Linked DNA regions of Homo sapiens: region 1 is linked to region 2. Evidence: chromatin contacts called from ENCODE Hi-C or POLR2A ChIA-PET data. All regions are on one chromosome and are shown on one strand. Each heading gives the region's core, a stretch centred on a gene start or an enhancer-like site at or near the end of the contact. The rest is flanking DNA. Distances are from core to core; before and after follow the strand shown. Region 1 overlaps WDR86 (WD repeat domain 86). Region 2 holds the start of ABCB8 (ATP binding cassette subfamily B member 8).

Evidence for each region. A loop is a pair of places that touch in the nucleus more often than their neighbours do. ChIA-PET counts read pairs that join two places held with the same protein, here RNA polymerase II (POLR2A). Pooled maps may share reads with other maps.
Region 1: a pooled map shows a loop between it and region 2 (3-fold over the local background). The contact joins the enhancer-like site here to the promoter of ABCB8 in region 2. A Hi-C loop is called at or near these places in 1 of 50 pooled maps. POLR2A ChIA-PET finds 5 or more read pairs at or near these places in 3 of 52 experiments (Caco-2, WTC11 and activated CD8-positive, alpha-beta memory T cell).

Annotation. Positions count from the first base shown.
Region 1 is chr7:151,377,926-151,383,096 of GRCh38, forward strand. It overlaps WDR86 (WD repeat domain 86), which reads right to left. Exons shown (of 6, transcript NM_198285.3): 5 at 3,953-4,056; 6 at 3,199-3,821. The coding sequence ends at 3,657. It overlaps NUB1 (negative regulator of ubiquitin like proteins 1), which reads left to right. Exons shown (of 15, transcript NM_001243351.2): 15 at 1-524. Among named protein-coding and RNA genes, the nearest start is that of WDR86-AS1, 29 kb to the right of the region's middle. RefSeq lists silencers at 3,442-3,601, 3,622-3,861. Within about 2 kb of position 3,251, at least 3 of the 41 ENCODE cell types and tissues checked have a DNase peak (open chromatin) inside an H3K27ac peak, as active enhancers do.
Region 2 is chr7:151,027,087-151,032,246 of GRCh38, forward strand. ABCB8 (ATP binding cassette subfamily B member 8) reads left to right here and starts at 1,364. Exons shown (of 16, transcript NM_007188.5): 1 at 1,364-1,524. The coding sequence starts at 1,430. LOC124901777 (a long non-coding RNA gene) reads right to left here and starts at 1,172. Exons shown (of 3, transcript XR_007060593.1): 1 at 877-1,172. RefSeq lists enhancers at 1-132, 133-737, 1,343-1,947, 1,387-1,696, 1,948-2,551.

The sequences.
Region 1 (5,171 bases), core at 2,001-4,500, 350 kb after region 2:
ATGGGAAAGGTTTAAATGCTAACCAAAGCAATTTATTTTTAATTAATATTTTTAGACTCTGTGCTGTCATACTGAACTCACTGCTAGCTAAGAGACCTATCAGAGATTTAGATATATTTTCTCCAGGTTTTTTGTGGGTTTTCTTTGTTGTTGTTGTTGTTCTAGCCATGTGACAGAGGCTCTTTCTAAAAGTATGTAGTTCGCTGTGTGTCGGCTCCAGCAGTAACCGTCCTCACTGCGCCACGCACTCCTCTGTAGATGTGTGCCCAGTGGGAGTTCCTTCCAGCCCCAGGACCACAGCAGCAGCCAGGTGCCGAGTGGATTGAGTGCCAGGTGCATCCAAGACTTTCCCTCCCTTCCAGAAGGCACTGACTGAAGACAGGATGGATCATGCGGAGCCGGCTGAAATGCTCCAACTTTTTCAAAGTGTGGGTGGTCCAGTTTGGACTGATGGGAATCTTCTTGTCATTCTTTTTAAACGGATGATACCGATGGAAATAAAAGGTGGGAAATATATTCAAAAATTGTCACCCTAATTTTGCATTAATTTACTCAGCCTCCCCAGCTGTAGGTGTTGAAAGTGTCTGGGTGACTAGCTCTTCATTTTGATTGCAGGATGTCTGTTTCCACTGAGTTTTGTGAGGAGATGATGGAAGGATGATCTCAGAAGCAGAGGGCATCTGCTGTGAAAGATGCCGCACGCCAAGCGGGGCTGGGGTGCATCCTGGGCAGGGGACTGAAATGTACCTGTCAGGGTTTGCCTCAGAAGTGCCTGGTGAGCTGAGGTGACGCGGAGTCTCAGCCTCATTTGACACAATGCCACACTTGGATTTGGGGCCTGAATTTAAGCTTTTGGCTAACAAATCGCTGTCCTGCGCTTGGTTCAGGCGTGTCTTCTAGCTTCCCAGCTGTTTTTAGCCATCATAGAAGCAATGCCACACCAGCAGGCCCCAAAACTCTTCCGTGTCTTGTGAAGAGAGAGCCGCAGAGGAAGCCGGCTGTGGAGGCAGTTCTGGGCATGCGCTATGTCCAGAATGGGCTGCCCTCCAGGCATGGAGACTTGGGCCGGGCCTGCTCCACCGGACAGGCGGTAGAGGAGGGGGCAGGACGGTGCTGAGGTTGGAGGAGAGGCCGTTGCAGAGGAGGGGGCCTGGGAGGGTTCTCCTTGGGGAGTCAGAGGAAAAAGCACATTCCAGATGTGGGACAAACAAGATAGTATTTGGGGCAGGACAGTCTGAGTGTGACATGTTCATGGGCTGCCAGAAGGTGCGGGTTGTGGGGAGAGAAGAATGGGGGCGGATGGTATGATTGCTGATCACAGCGGGGAGGTTGGATGCCATTAGAGGAGCAGGAGTGGGCATGGGCGTGTAGCAGGCAGGTGAGGGCAGCCCATGCCAGCACAATGGTGTGCACAACTGGTCAGGTGTCCTTGATGCTGATCACGGCCTTACCCTGTCCTTGTGTTCCTGCCCATATGTCCTATGGGTAGCTCCTGTCCTTCCTCCCTTAGCCAACTCCTCCTCAGTCAATTTATCAAAAGCAGACACCTTGTTTCTTCATTCATAGCAAGGCGACAGTGGTGTGGCTGGAAGGGAACCAGGCCTGGGTTCAGGGGATCAGACTCTCTCACTCACCGTGTCTCTCAGGCTGTCAGAAACCAGAGCGAAAATGGACATCTGGCCATCTTTATGTCCTCAACATCTCGCAAAGCTCTCTGTGCAATGGAAGTAGAAATTACCCCAATGTGTGTTGCTATAAAAATGCAAAGTGAGTGCAGCGCCCGTGTTTTGGGTCCATGCCCCACTGGGTTTCTCTGGATGGCTTGATGCATGCTCCATTCTCTGCTGTGGGGAGATAAGGTGGGGACTGGAGCTGACGTGTCAGTGAGGGGCTGCTCAGGCCAGAGCGCAGCATCACCAAGCAGCAGTGTCTTCGGCAAGCAGGAGTCAGTGTGAACGTCTGTGCAGGCTCAGGGCCGGCCGGCAGCACTGCCCGCAGGCAGCACTCAAGGCGGTTCTCTGGCCTGCGCCACCGGAACCGTCCCTTCAGCACGATGGAAAGGTCCTCTCTGGTAGGTATGCCCCTTGTGGCAGCCACAGGCCCCAATGGCTCCGGGACGCAGCAAGACCTGGCCACCCCCGAGGTCTGTGTGTGCTTAAGTCTCACCCGGAGAACAGTGCATGGTGCCGTTTCTGCGGGTTCTCCTGCACCGATCTGCTTGCCTCCCAACAGGCCCATTTTCCTGGGGTGGGGGTCGGGGGCACTTTGGTTCCCAGGGTTTGGAGGTTTGGCCTAGAGGAGTTACAGCGCCTGCGTCCTTTCCTTCCTACTGCCCACAGTGCAATCCCTACCTGTTCATCCGCGCCCGAGGGCGGACCCGCCCATCACCTAGCAGGTGATCCCTGGCGGCCCCGGCCGTCTCTGATGAAGTATCTTCTGCATTAAGACTATGAAGCGCATGCTGCTCTACCTGAAAGGGCTGCTCCACTTGAAGGGGCTGCTCCACTTGAAGGGGCTGCTCCTGCAGCAGGTGCTTCTCTCTGCAGCGAGATGATGAGCTCTCCACGGCAGACACTGTCACCTGCAGCTTCTCTCCTGGCACCCGGGCCAACCGGGGCACATGGATGCAGAAAGTGGCACCATCAAGGGACTGAAGAGCACCCCGCTCAGGTGCTGTGAGGGGTGCTGAGGGGTCTCCTGCAGGGCCCCTCGGCAGACTGAGCCCCACTGGCCCCTCGAGCCCCTGGGCACAGGGCTCCCCTTGGGTGCCCGGTGGCTCTGGCATGTGTGTTGCGCCTTCCAGCACCAGGCGCTGCCCTGGCTCCTGTGCACGAGCCCGGGGTGGGGCTGCTGCCCGCCCCCACCCCTCCTTCCACTCCAGGCCCTGAACGGACTTCCTAGATTCATGCCAGAAAATGACATGCCAGAAAATGACCCTGCTCCCAAGCAGGGTCCCCGCTGTCACCTGCACAGGCTAAAGAGCTCCTCCCTTGCTCCCCGGCCTCTTCCCCATCCACTTCCTGCACCAGTGACACTGGGGGCAGCCCCGCAGCGCACCCACAAGTCACCCCCAAGGCTGCCCAGGCCGGTTGTGAGAGGCAGAGGGCAGGAGGCCCGCCGCCCTGGGTTCCTGGAATCCCAAGCTCCAAAAAGAAGCTGAGACTCAGTTTGCAAAACAAAAAGAGGACACAGGAGCACTTTTAACGTTCAGGCTGTATATTTCAGTTCCCCCCAAGGCCCTCGAGACGGACGATTTGCCAAAATAACCAGGTTCAGTGGCTTCTGTAAAAAGTCACTTCCTCTCAGCAGGAAAGGCCCAGTTTCGTGGGGCTGGGGGAGCTGGGGCAGTCCGCCTGCAGCCCCTGAGGTGGGAGGGTCCCCAGGACTAGGCCTTTCGCCAGGTCAGGGATGGGGAGGGAGGACAGGAGCCACCCTAAAAGGGAAAAGGGGGCGGTCCCCAGGGCGAGCACTCCCGCTCCCAGCGCCTCCTGGCCACCAAAGAAAAACCAGACGCCTGCGACGGGCTCTCCTCCCGCCCGGGCTTCCTCGCTCCTCGCCCCTCGCCGGCCATCGGGCGCCACCACCGCGGGTAGCAGGGCGGGGCGCTCTGGGAGCCGCTGGGTGTCTGGGCTGGCGTCTGCAGGGGCCCCGCGGGATCAGGCCGGCTGCAGGGGCGCGGCGGCGCAGCCCACCTTGTTGCTGAAGAGCCGCGAGAGGCTGCGCATGGGCGGAGGGGGCCGCGGGGCACCTCGGAGCCCGCGCACGTCCCAGAGGCGCAGGGCGCCGTCGTGCGAGGCGGTGTAGAGCACCTGGCCGTGCACCTGCGGGCGCAGGGGCGGGCGTCACCGGTGACGCGGTAGGCGGGGGGGACACCGCTGCCCGCGTGGATGGATCGGGGCGGGGCACCTTCCCTCCCACGGGCGGCGGCCCCGAGAAGGGCAGAGGGACCTACCTGGATGCAGTTGATGATGAATGTGTGGCCCCGGAACACCCTCCGCAGCTCTCCAGACTGCGCGTCGAAGGCCCGGGCGCAAGCGTCCCCGCTGCCCGTGAACACTGCGGACACACAGCGCGCGCTGGGCCTCCCTCCCTGCTCGGCCCCCCGCAAGCAGGGATGGGGCGGCGAGAGCGTGACCTGGGGCGTCTCCGAGACTCCGCCCCACGGGGGTATCCTGAGGCTCATATGGGAAGTGGACAGTGCCCCTCCAGAGAAACGGGTCCCCACGGTTATTCTGCTCCACCCTGCAGATGCCTGCGCGCCAGCTGGCCCTGCCCCTGCCCTGCTGAACACCGCCCGGGCCCAGTCCCCACTCCGCGGTTTGGTGAAGTTGGTTTCCGTGCCTGCTTGGGAAGCCCCTGCCTGGGGATAATCGTCAGGTCCTCGAGTCGCTTCCCCCCTACCTTCCGCTGCGTCGGCAACCTTATCCTCCCGTCCTCATTAACGGATCGGCACTCAAATCAAAGCCCAGCCCTCTGGGGTTCATGATCACGCACCCCCGGGACCCCTAGCGGGGGCGAGCCTCCGACCTCAGTCTGTCTCCTCCCCCAGGTGGCTGCCTCTCCCTGGGGTTTCTCCTAAGATTTCAGTCCAATCGTTTTCCAACTGCAACCTGCATTTGCATCCGTCACTTGGAGGTCTTAGCCACAGATCGCGGGGCCGCATCCCAGAATCTGATTTAGCAGGCGGGGCCTGAGAATCGGCATTTCTAACCAGTTTTAAGTGATGCTGCTGCTAGTCAGGAGGCCACACTGAGGATGTGGACTAGAAGAACTCACTTGGCCTAGGCTGGGCTCTCCGAAGCCGACCCTGATGCTAGGACTTGATGCAGACAGTTCACCTGGCAGGCGTCCCAGGAAACGCTCACAGGGAAATGGGAGATGGAAAGGGAGGGAGGAAGTCCTGTGGGGTCTGTCAATGAGCAGGTAACTACGGTGGGCAGCTATGGTGCAAGCCTGCCAGGGACCTTGGGGAAAAGGGGTAGGACCACCTGAGGGTAAGGGTGCTGGGCTACCTATCTATCTGAGGGTGCTCTGTGGGTACTTGTTCCCCAGCCTTTTTTTTTTTTTTTCTTACAGGGAGACAGGGTCTCACTCTGTTGCCGAGGCTGGAGTGCAGTGGTACCATCTTAGCTCACTGTTAACCTTGAACTCCTGGGCTCAAACGATCCTCC
Region 2 (5,160 bases), core at 114-2,613:
TTGTTCTGTACTAAGAAAAATTCTTCTGCCTTGAGATGCTGTTGATCTGTAACCCTACCCCCAACCCTGTGCTCCCTGAAACATGTGCTGTGTCAACTCAGGGTTAAATGGATTAAGGGCTGTGCACGGTGTGCTTTGTTAAACAAATTCTTGAAGGCAGCATGCTTCTTAAGAGTCATCACCACTCCCTAATCTCAAACCACTCCCTAATCTCAAGTACCCAGACACAAAACACTGAGGAAGGCTGCAGGGACCTCTGCCTAGGAAAGCTAGGTATTGTCCAAGGTTTCTCCCCATGTGATGAAATATGGCCTCGTGGGAAGGGAAAGACCTGACCGTCCCCCAGCCCGACACCCATAAAGGGTCTGTACTGAGGAGGATTAGTAAAAGAGGAAGGAATGCCTCTTTGCAGTTGAGATAAAAGAAAGGCTTCTGTCTCCTGCTCGTCCCTGGGCAATGGAAATGTCTCGGTGTAAAGCCTATCTCTACTGAGATAGGGGAAAACCGCCTTAGGGCTGGAGGTGGGACAGGCTGGCAGCAATACTGCTTCTTAAGGCATTGTGATGTTTATGTGTATGCACATCAAAAGCACAGCATTTTTTTTTTTACCTTGTTTACGATGCAGAGACGTTTGTTCACGTGTTTACCTTCTGACCTTCTCTCCACTATTATCCTATTATCCTGCCATACCCGATAATGATCAATAAATACTAAGGGAACTCAGAGGCTGGTGCCGGCGTGGATCTTCCGTAAACTGAACTCCGGTCTCCTGGGCCCATTTTTCTTTCTCTATACTTTGTCTCTCTGTCTCTTTCTTTTCCAAGTCTCTCCTTCCACCTAATGAGAAACGCCCACAGGTGTGGAGGGGCAACCCACCCCTTCACGTGACAGATGTCCCAGCAGTTCTGACGCACCTAGGAGAGCGGGGTGGGTGGCAGGGCATATGTACGTGTTTTGAAAAAACTCCCAGTCGATTTTTGTTCATTCCTCCCCCAAAACCCGCGTTCTACACGCCCTTGAGACGACGGGACATCTAGAGATCCTGGAGCCTTGGGAAAATGGCCCGAGGTCGGCGGCTGACGCGTTACTATGGATACTCCATAGCTTGGAGGGCCAGTCGGGCCACACCCTTTGGACGTCACCCGGAGCCCACAGGAGCACCTGGCAAAAGCCAGGCCCACTTCCTGCTCGGCTCCGCCCAGAGCAGGGGGCGGGCGGATAGGCGATTCCCTCCAATCACAGTTCCAAAAGGAGGGGGCTGACAACATATCCTCCAATCACAGCTTGAAGTGAGATTGATGTGTCTTTTCACCAATCACCGCCAAGGCGCGAGGGGGTTGTCGGGATGGGGGCGGGAGCCAACATAGAGCCCTCAGTGGGATGAGGGTGAAACTGCTATTGCCGGCGGCTCCTGTTTTACCGCGTCAGCATGCTGGTGCATTTATTTCGGGTCGGGATTCGGGGTGGCCCATTCCCAGGCAGGCTGCTACCGCCCCTCCGCTTCCAGACATTCTCAGCTGTCAGGTAAAAACGGAAAAACCTACTCAGAGCGGGCCATTGACCGCCCGGCAGGGCAGTGCCGGCCCGCCGGGAGATGGAGTCCACGAGCTTGCGCGAGGCTTGCTGGGAGCTGTAGGCCAGGCCTACCGGGGTGGAATGTCACTCCGCGGGTGTTGGCCTCAATTATTTATAGTGACACTCCAGTCGCCAGCAGGAGGCTCCTGCGTCTGCAGCCGCGTGTCAGCCAGAAGGAGGGGACGCTCGGGGTCAGTGACCACGCCCAGTCCGCACTCCCGACCGGGGGTCCCCTTTCCTGGCCCTGGAGGTGATTGCGCGATTTGGACGAAAATTCTTATTAGTATGAAGAGACATTTAATGTAGTGGTGCTTCCAGGATTCAAAGTGAGTCGAAGAAGAACTAGAGATGTTCAGCAGGGATAAAGAGCCAATCTAATAGGCCGGGCGCGGTGGCTCGCTCCTGTAATCCCAGCACTTTGGAAGGCCAGGAGTTCGAGACCAGCCTGGCCAACATGGCAAAACCTCGTCTCTACTAAAAAATACAAAAATTTGCCGTGATTGGTGGCACGCGCCTGTAATTCCAACTACTTGGAAGGCTGGGGCAGGAGAATCGCTTCAACCCGGGAGGCGGAGGTTGCAGTGAGCTGAGATCATGGCCACTGCACTCCAGCCCGGGTGATAGAGTGAGACTCTGCCTCAGAAAAAAAAAAAAAAGAGTCAATCTAGTAACTTGTACATGTGTGTTTTTCGCAAAACACTCTACACAGGTTGGTCGAGAGAGAGAGACAGACAGACAGACAGATGGGAAACAAACAAGGACCCTGAAACTACAACTCGAATGTAAATGCTTTATGAGAAGGGACTGATTCCTTTTTTTTTCTTTTCTTTTCTTTTCTTTTCTTTTCTTTTTTTTTTTTTTTTGAGACAGAGTCTCGCTCTGTCACCCAGGCTGGAGTGCAGTGGCATGGTCTCGACTGACTGCAACCTCTGCCTCCTGGGTTCAAGCAATTCTCATGCTTCAGCCACCCAAGTAGCTGGGATTACAGATGTGCACCACACCCGGCTAATGTTTGTATTTTTAGTAGAGACGGGGTTTCATCATATTGGTGGGCAGACTGGTCTTCAACTCCTGACCTCGGGTGATCTGCCTGCCTCGGCCTCCCAAAGTGCTGGGATTACAGGCATGAGCCACCTCACCTGGCCATCCTTTCTAATCCTAGAGTGAATTACTTGGGGGCCAAACAGATAGAAGATTCCCAAGGGCAGGTGGATGTGGAGTTGTGTCATTTGGAAAGCCCATCTGACTGATGGAGGGCAAGAGCTGGATCGAGCTGGAGCTGGAAGTCTTGGTACTGGGAAGTAATCCACATGCTCTTGGCAACGACCAAGACTTTCTTAGAGTCTTAGTTTGGAGACAATGCAAGAAGCTGGAAAAAGACCATGCTAAATTATTGAAAGGTTTAAAAACAGTTCTTAGGAAAGAGTAAGGGTGTTGATGTTATTTAAACCAGAGAGAAACCCAAGGAAAGACATAAAATAATATTCAAGTATATATGTGTTCATTAGTCAGTATTTTTCAATAGATTATGAAATGCATTTAGTTGGTCAGGACCATTTAAAAGTAAATATAGGCTGGGCACGGTGGCTCACGCCTGTAATCCCAGCACTTTGGGAGGCCAAGGCAGGCGATCACCTGAGGTCAGAAGTTTAAGACCAGCCTGGCCAACGTGGTGAAACCCCGTCTCTGCTAAAAATACAAAAATTAGCCAGGCGTGGTTGCACGCACCTGTAGTCCCAGCTACTCGGGAGGCTGAGGCAGGAGAATTGCTCAAACCTGGGAGGCAGAGGTTGCAGTGAGCCGAGATTGTGCCATTGCGCTCCAGCATGACAGAGCAAGACTCCGTCTCAAATAAATAAATAAAAGTAAATGTAGGCCAGGCACAGTGGCTCACACCTGTAATCCCAGCACTTTGGGGGGCCAAGGCAGGCAGATCACTTGAGGTCAGGAGTTCAAGACCAGCCCGGCCAACATGGTGAAACCCCATACAAAACTTAGCCGGGTGCGTTGGCTCACGCCTGTAATCCCAGCACTTTGAGGGGCCGGGGCAGGCAGATCACTTGAGGTCAGGAGTTCAAGACCAGCCTAGCCAACATGGTGAAGCCCTGTCTGTACTAAAAATACAAAAATTAACCAGGCATGGTGGTGGGCGCCTGTAGTCCCAGCTACTCGAGAGGCTGAGGCAGGAGAATCGCTTGAACCTGGGAGGTGGAGGTTGCAGTCAGCCAGCATAGCACCACTGCTCTCCAGCCGGGGCAAAAGAGTGAGACCCTGTCTTGAAAAGAAAAGAAAAGAATCAGAATACATGTTAAGAATTAGAGAAAATGTTATTTTGTGAAGCATTTCCATTTTGTGTGGCATGTATGTGTTCATTGTACTGGGTTGCAAGTAAGATATGTTTCTTGCTGTAGGCCACAGTAAGTCTAAACATTTGCAAAACCCTGTAGTAGTTAGGTCAGATTGTCCTGCACCTCTAATGAGGGCATGCATGTGCTCAACAAGCATAAACATTTGCGGAACATCTATTATGTACCGGAGTTCTGCCAGTGCTGTCTAAGATATAATTTCCTGCCTTTCAGAAACACATGGCGTAATGGGAAAACTGGACAGTTACACAAGGCAGAAGGAGAGTAAGCGTCTCTATCTTTCTAATAGAAACAAGAACACAGTGGAAAACAAGACATAAAAACCTGGCAGTTGGAATGGGGTGGGAGAAGGCCTCATGTAGGCAAAAGGCACAGGCCTTCCTGAAAGCAGGGGAAGGATGAGATGAAGACTGCAATTAGAAGGGTCTAGGGATGTGAAAGGCCATGATGGTAAAGAGAAAAGCTCACACTACTCTTTTTTTAAACCTTTCCCCATCAGTAAGCTTATCTAGATCTTCTAGATCTCACCATCCTCTCCTGGCTGGATAACTTCTGCTCCCTACAACCAGTCCTGTCTGCCTCCAGCCCATGCCCCTCTGCTATGATCTTTTTTTTTTTTTTCAAGACAGAGTCTTGCTCTGTTGTCCAGGCTGGAGTACGGTAGCACGATCTTGGCTCGCTGTGACCTCCTCCTCCCAGGTTCAAGTGATTCTCTGCCTCAGCCTCCCAAGTAGCTGGGACCACAGGCACACACCACCACATCCAGCTAATTTTTAGTAGAGACAAGGTTTCAACATGTTGATCTAGAACTCCTGGCCTCAAATGATCCACCCGCCTCAGCCTCCCAAAGTGTTGGGATTACAGGCGTGAGCCACTGCGCCCGGCCATGCTACGATCTTTAAAATGAAAACCTAATCTTGGCACATCTCGGCCTAAAAATCACCATGACCCTTATTGCCCCCCAAGTCCAGGAGCTTTATAAGAACTAGAAAACTGCCCCTCCCGCAAGTCTCATGTCTCTTTTCCCTTCTTGTAGGTCAGGCTTCAGCCATACAATTCCTGAAATTTCTCTCCCATCCTTTCTTACTGGAGATACCTGCACTTGCTTTTCCTCTGCCTAGAGCTCTCCCCTTTACACTCCACCCCCACCTGTGCCTGGCCTGTTCCCCCTCACAGGTTCCCCCTTACCTAGAAGGCCTTTCCTGACTCCCTCTGAGGA